Linked DNA regions of Homo sapiens: region 1 is linked to region 2. Evidence: chromatin contacts called from ENCODE Hi-C or POLR2A ChIA-PET data. All regions are on one chromosome and are shown on one strand. The core of a region is the stretch at or near the end of the contact, and the rest is flanking DNA. Distances in the headings are between cores, read along the strand shown. Region 1 has its middle 17 kb from the start of LINC00545. Region 2 holds the start of TEX26-AS2 (TEX26 antisense RNA 2).

What was found. Hi-C counts contacts between places; a loop is a spot of excess contacts on that map. ChIA-PET counts read pairs that join two places held with the same protein, here RNA polymerase II (POLR2A). Pooled maps may share reads with other maps.
Region 1: a loop to region 2 is called in a map of mammary epithelial cell, with 6 times the contacts of the local background. The contact joins the enhancer-like site here to the promoter of TEX26-AS2 in region 2. A Hi-C loop is called at or near these places in 3 of 168 maps with a recorded cell type or tissue (IMR-90, ascending aorta and mammary epithelial cell) and 6 of 50 pooled maps. POLR2A ChIA-PET finds 5 or more read pairs at or near these places in 5 of 52 experiments (AG04449, AG04450, HCT116 and 2 more).

What each region holds. Positions count from the first base shown.
Region 1 is chr13:30,864,141-30,867,352 of GRCh38, forward strand. No RefSeq gene overlaps it. Among named protein-coding and RNA genes, the nearest start is that of LINC00545, 17 kb to the right of the region's middle. RefSeq lists an enhancer at 1-186. Within about 2 kb of position 1,696, at least 29 of the 41 ENCODE cell types and tissues checked have a DNase peak (open chromatin) inside an H3K27ac peak, as active enhancers do; they include HCT116, IMR-90, ascending aorta and 1 more, where a contact is called at or near this core.
Region 2 is chr13:30,975,735-30,978,903 of GRCh38, forward strand. It overlaps TEX26-AS2 (TEX26 antisense RNA 2), which reads right to left and starts at 1,906. Exons shown (of 3, transcript XR_941820.3): 1 at 1,826-1,906.

The DNA.
Region 1 (3,212 bases), core at 446-2,945, 110 kb before region 2:
GGGACACTACAGGCAGCCTACGCCACCTTACATTATTCAGTATTCACTTCTCAATATTCAGGAAATGTCTTTCCCTAAGGCTTTATGTTCTCTTGGTTCAGGGACCAAAGTTTTGATTTTGTGGGATGACAGGATGCATTTGATACCAAATACATCCCTCCACATCTTCCTTCTCATTGAATTGCTGTATAAAATTCCCACTTCCCAGAACAGTTGTTGCCTATGGACCCAGGGCCTGGCCTAGAGGGGAAGCCAGGTCTCTGCTCACCTCTAGTCTAGGCTTTTCCCGTTTGGGAGGTGAGGTTGGCCTGCCCCCAGCTTTCCTGAATGGAGAGCGTGCATTCATTTCCTAATATGCCACGATCCTTGGGAAGATTTCTTTTGCTTTAGTTTGCTGTCAGGCCTGGAAGGGAAGGTGAAGTGGGGAGTCAGTGAGGAGGGGGCTGGGCCACCTGGTGGGATGTTGGGAACTATTTTCTGTGCAGAGGCCAAGGCTGGGGCTGGGGGTGGGACACATGGAAATCAAACATGTACTTCACAGTTTGGTCCTGGGCTGACCTGTTTATAATAAAAACATTTGGTTTGACTTCCACAGACTCCAAGCCATGACGTCAATGTTGATGCATTTCAGGCCACATTCCTTTTAGTCTCCGGAGAAGTTCTTTACAAAAAGCATGAAAGGTGGAATCAAATAGTTCCTGGGATCATCTCCAGTCTGAGACATCACATTTGCACTTTAAGCAAATGATTCAGATACTAAAATTCAAGCCCTAAATATGCCTTTTCAACTACAAACTAATTATTTGTGTCTAAATCAATGGACGGTGTCTCTTTAAATGTTCCCTTCATTCCTCATGCATGCTATAATCAGCAGATGGCCCTACCTTCCCCCACCACCCCCTTTTAAACAGACCCTTCTAATAGCTAATATCCTGCAGTGACCAAAGCCATTAGAAGGATTAAGCCATTACTATCCTGTCCAGCAAACACACAATGCTCACGGGGATTGCCTTTTTTTTTTATTTTTTGGTTGTTGTTTTTATGGATGAATCAGGGCCCAATGGTAGGCTGAAAATCAAAACAGGGAGGGCAAAGGGTTATAGTCATTCTTTTCAAGGACACCTCCCAAACAGCCTCAGGATTTGAGATTCCTTTGTTAGAATGACGGCAGATGTCAGCCTTGTGGCTAGTGCAAGCTCCGAAAGGACACAGTACGCAGACCTCTGTCCCTCGTTTCCTTAATATCTAATACTCATCCTTTCCAGAGCACCACTGTGGCTGTCTCGTTGCTCTGCCTGTCCACACAGGCCTGTTTGTGCTGTAACAGACAAGCAACCAGCAGCCCAGCCCAAAGCCACGTTGCAGGGCCCAGGACTGCTCTGAGACACTGCCACCCAGTGGCGCTTCTGAAGCATAACAGCACACAGAAAGGGAGCAGGGAACCCAGTTTTATAAGCATGGAGGGGGTAGGGGGTGCAAAAGCTGGCCTAGAATCGTGAGGCCGAGCTGCAGAAAAGCATGCTCCATGGCACGGAGGCAGGTAGCTAGTTTGGAGATGGCTAAATAGGGCAAGTGACAAAAAACACGAAGAAAGGCAGCTGGAATATAAAGAGAGGAATAAAGAAATGTAATGACATGGAAAGCGTGAGCAGTCTTTTCTAAATGGAAGAAATACGCACTTTCTCTAAGTGAGAGCTGGAGCGAGATGACCGAAAGATGAGTCAATGGAGCCCTTTTTTGGAGTTGGCCTCAGTTTGGATTACTCAGTATCTCACATGTCTGGGTTCTTAAGGATCCTTGAGCTTTGCTGACTTTGGGGAAGTCACTGTATTTCAGTTTTGTGACCCGAAGGGGCTGAGCTGAACCTCTAAACAGCTTCCCTGAGCCCTAACAGTGAGTATGTAATTAAATACCTGAGACGTTGAGTGAACAAGAAATGCAGAAATACAGAAAATGCAGGCTGTGAGCAATCCTTAAATCTTGTGTTTGACTTCAAAGTGCTGTAAGGGAGAACCTGAAAAATACATCCACTTACACCTTTGGTGGTTCAGGACTTGCCAGGAGAGTGCATGGAAGGGACCCCCATCCCACAGCGCATGGGTGACTCTACCCGCCATCTAACCTCCCTGAATCTCAGCAGCCAAGGCCAGTGCACTGAGATCTGCACCTCCAGCACTTTCAGTGTAGGGCGAGACAGGTTTAGAAGGAATTGGGCTTCTCTAAGATTGAAGCTAAACCAGAAGCTAATGGGTTAGTAATTTAATAGGTCTCCCTTTTCGGCAATATTTTCATTTTAAAAAGAAAACTTCTGTTAGAGGGCAAGTAATTCCAAAGAAATTAGATTCTGCTGGTTGAAACGTTAAGAATCCAGGCAGGCGGTGAGGGAAATTCGTTTCCCGGCTTCTCCAATCTAATCTGATAGTGCCCGTCTTGCCTCAGTCGTTAATACTTCTTGGGAAAAAGCATATGTGATCACTCTTTTAAAAACTGTTAGAATCACTTTCCTATCCAAGGTCTGAAAGAAGATTTGGGCTTAGGCTCCATTTGAAGAAATCCAGGTTGTATTTCCCCCAGCATTTAGGGTTTGATGGTTTCTGCTTATCTAAAGTGCTCACATTGCAAATATGAGCAGCAGGGCTGGGGATTTAAATTCTGTCTTGATGGGAATTTGAACTGAAATGCTCTGCCCACTGCCACTTTATAAGCTGGGAATCATCAAGCTAGCTACAAATACCTCGAGGGGTCCTTGCAGTTGCTCAACATAAATCAGCAAAATGACAGGCAATTGACTTTGAAGACAGCGCTCACATGGCTGAGTGGCTGGAGCTGCTGGAAGCAGATGAGGGCATTTTCCTGTAAACATGATTGTGATTAGCACCAGAGTAAATAGCGAATCGGGCTCTATCTGTCAGACTCCAGCCTGCTCTGGATTTTTCATTAGGTAGAAATCAACATGTGACTCAGTGCAGCAAAGTTGGCAATTATAAGAAATAAGTTTCTATTTCAACACCTGGTGAATACTTCTGATTTTCCTAGAAGGTAAGCAAGAAGGAAAGTTGATTTTGCCATGTTTTCATGTAGGGATAAAATAGGAGTGTGGGAATCAGTCCTTTCACTGCAAGAGCAATTCAGCTTCTAGTCCGTGCTCTGATGCTATCTAACAAAATGTCTGGCATAGCTCAGATTTTGGCTAAGTGGAAAGGTGCACGTTT
Region 2 (3,169 bases), core at 656-3,155:
CTTGCTTTCATTTCCAATCTGTCTTTGTAACTTTGCTTCTAGAAATAAATTATGCCTATCTTTTATTTCATAACTAATGTGTCAGTCTTTGTCTTCAAAAACTTAGTACAGAGCAACTGTGATGCTTCACATACTGGGTTTTGTTTTCTATATCATTTTTTTTGCTTGCTATTTGCTGTTTGTTCTTTTTAGTTTTACTGATTTTCTTCATTTTCCCCTCTAATGTTAGTTTTGGAAATATACTGTTTTTCATCATACTAGTAGTTTTTATCACACATTGTCATTACTAGATTTGGGTTCCTCTCCCAATATATAAAAATTCCATCATCTCTGTGCTCTCAGGACCTTGTACTTCCCGGTTCTTCCCATGGCTACTGACTGAGAAGATATCCTTTATTTCCTCATTTCACACTGTGCTTTTCACTACATCCCCTGCATGTGCTCTTACGCGTGTGCATGCACACACACACACACACACATACAAACAACTGCCAGCAGGGCTCATGTGGAGAAGGAGCTTGCCCTGTAGGTTTCCCACCAGCAGCAAGAGTTTGTTGTTGTTATTGCCGCTTTGGCTTTCTTTCTTTCTTTCTTTCTTTTTTGAGCCCTTGTTTGGGCCTGTCCTATTTCCTGCTCCTGTTTTGCATCAAGGCAGTCATATCCCAACCATCCCTGCTTTAGACAGGGGTAGTTTTCTATTTATCAGCTAAGCGTCTCCCTGCCCCAACGTCCTTTGCAGATGTGGGTCAATACTTGAGCATTAATCTGCTTTTATGCCTTTCTTAGAGTGCTTAAGACTGTTGCAGTGGCCACCCAGGAGCTTTACGTGGACTCTCTCTTGGTTTAGTGTGTGCAGTGTGGGACTTCCTGACTGTCCTCACAGCATCCATTCCAAAGCAGAGGTCCATACTCCATCAGGGCCTTGAGCCAAATATTAATAAATGAGTAGCCCCTTTGGTCCACAAATATTTATTGAGCACCTCCTACGTGCCAAGCAGGGCTTTAGGGGATGGGGATAATGCACTAGTGAAAGACAGTAATGGAGCTTCGATTCTAGAGGGAGGCACCAAGAGGCTCCTATTTGAAATGAAACTTCAAGAGGAGAAGGAGCCAGCCACATGGAGAGATGGGACAAGACCTTTCCAGGCTTAGAGAACAGCAAGGCAAGGGCCTCAAGATAGGAATGATTTTGGTGTTCTAGGAACTGGAAGAAGGTGGAGTGGTTGACACATACATAGTGAGTTGGCCGGGGACAGGGAAAAGTCACGCAAAAAGAGATCAAGGAAGCAAGAGTCGGATCATGGTGTGAGTGCCATTGTATTTCTGTTAGCATAGACTCTTGTATTCTATGTAACTTTATTTCACAACAGTCAATAAATTTCTATTGATTCAAGTTGTGGATCACCCATGAATGTTGTTTTTATACTATTCGTCTTCTTCTTCTTCAAATTTTGGTAGCAAAGTTTTGTGTAGGACTTGAGTTTTTCACGACTGCAGACGTGTCTGTGCATGCATCTTAAGTTTTTAATGTATCTCTACACCTTGGGCATCCCAAATGGTATCCCTGACCTCCCAAATGATTTTTTAAAAATTCACATACATTGAGGTTCACTCTTTGTGCTATAAAGTTCTATGGGTTATGACAAAAGCATAGTGCCATGTATCCACAATTACAGTATCACACAGGATAGTTTCACTGCCCCAAAAATTCTCTATGCACCACCTGTTCAATGCTCTCCTCCTCCCCTCAAACCCTGATTACTTCTTTGGAGATCATTTTGGTATTCTGGAGGTAGGGTAGCTAAGAAAAGCCAGCATCACCTACCTTGCCCTGGGGCAGACAACATACGGATGAGTATTGCCATCTGTCTGGACACAAAAAGTCCTCTTACCTACAGGGTTCTAGAACTTGTCAGTGACATCACTCTAGAGCAAGATGTTCTACTTGTAAATACAGTATTGAGATGTCATCTTCGACAGACTTTTGCTTTAGGGACGGTGGTAAAGTGAATTATTGGCCCCAATTCTTCATCTCTCTCTGTATCCACACCCCTGGCCATGTAACCTTGCAGTGCCTCCCACTAAAGATGGAATGTATTTCCCCTGACCTTGTATGTGAGCACAGCCATGTGGCTTTCTTTGGCTAATGGGTTGTTAGAAGAAATAAACCTGGGCTGCTCACTGGTCCCAGGAGAAAAATGAGTCACCCCAGCTGACCTGCCCCAATGACTCACAAACTGTGAATGAGAAATAAATGCTCTTTGCTGCATGCCAGAGGCCAATGTAGCAATAGCTGACTGGTACAGGCACAGCATTTATTTAGATGCAACATTCCTGGGACCCTCAAAATGAGAAAAAGCTTTGTAGAATCAGTTCTTTCTCAAAAATATTAAATTCTACCACCGTCAACAAATGTGTGTTTAAAAAGCAATTGCACCCGGGAAGCGGAGCTTGCAGTGAGCCGAGATTGCGCCACTGCAGTCCGCAGTCCGGCCTGGGCGACAGAGCGAGACTCCGTCTCAAAAAAAAAAAAAAAAAAAAAAAAAAAGCAATTGCATTTTAAAGTAAGAGTGTGGTTGAGGTTCTCTTGTATCTTAAAAATGGCAAGGGTGTTTTAAACATTGAACACTTTAAAGATTCTCATGAGGCCAGTAGCCACTGCTTATTTTAATGTGCTAGAAGCTGTGAGTGCTTTAACCTGGTTCATTCTCAGAGAAGATCGGCAAACCCAGATCAGTCATGGACCTGGCATGAGTTAATTACATGGCACTAGAATCTCTATTATTATATTTGTAAGATAGTAGTTTTTCAACAGTTACTAATCCTGCCATTTTTTTTTTCTTGTGATATCCCCCGATGGCTCTTTAATTCTCTTTTTTCTTTCCTGAAAAACTTACCCTTGGTAGGCGATTTCTGGGGTGTTGATTTTTTTCTTGCCGGGAACCCCTGTGGCCACAGCACCTTTGCCCAAATTCTTGTCCTGCATCCAGGAAGAGTGAGGTACACAAGTGAAGAGTGAAGAAGAGTTTTATTTAGTGTTAGAGCAACTCAGAGGAGTGGGTAGCTCCCTTCTGCTGGCAGGTCATCTCTGAGGCTCTCAGTGGACAGGGTACTCTTCTCTGCAGCTGGTCATCCAGTCCCATCATCTCTCTGCTCTCTTTGTCTTCTG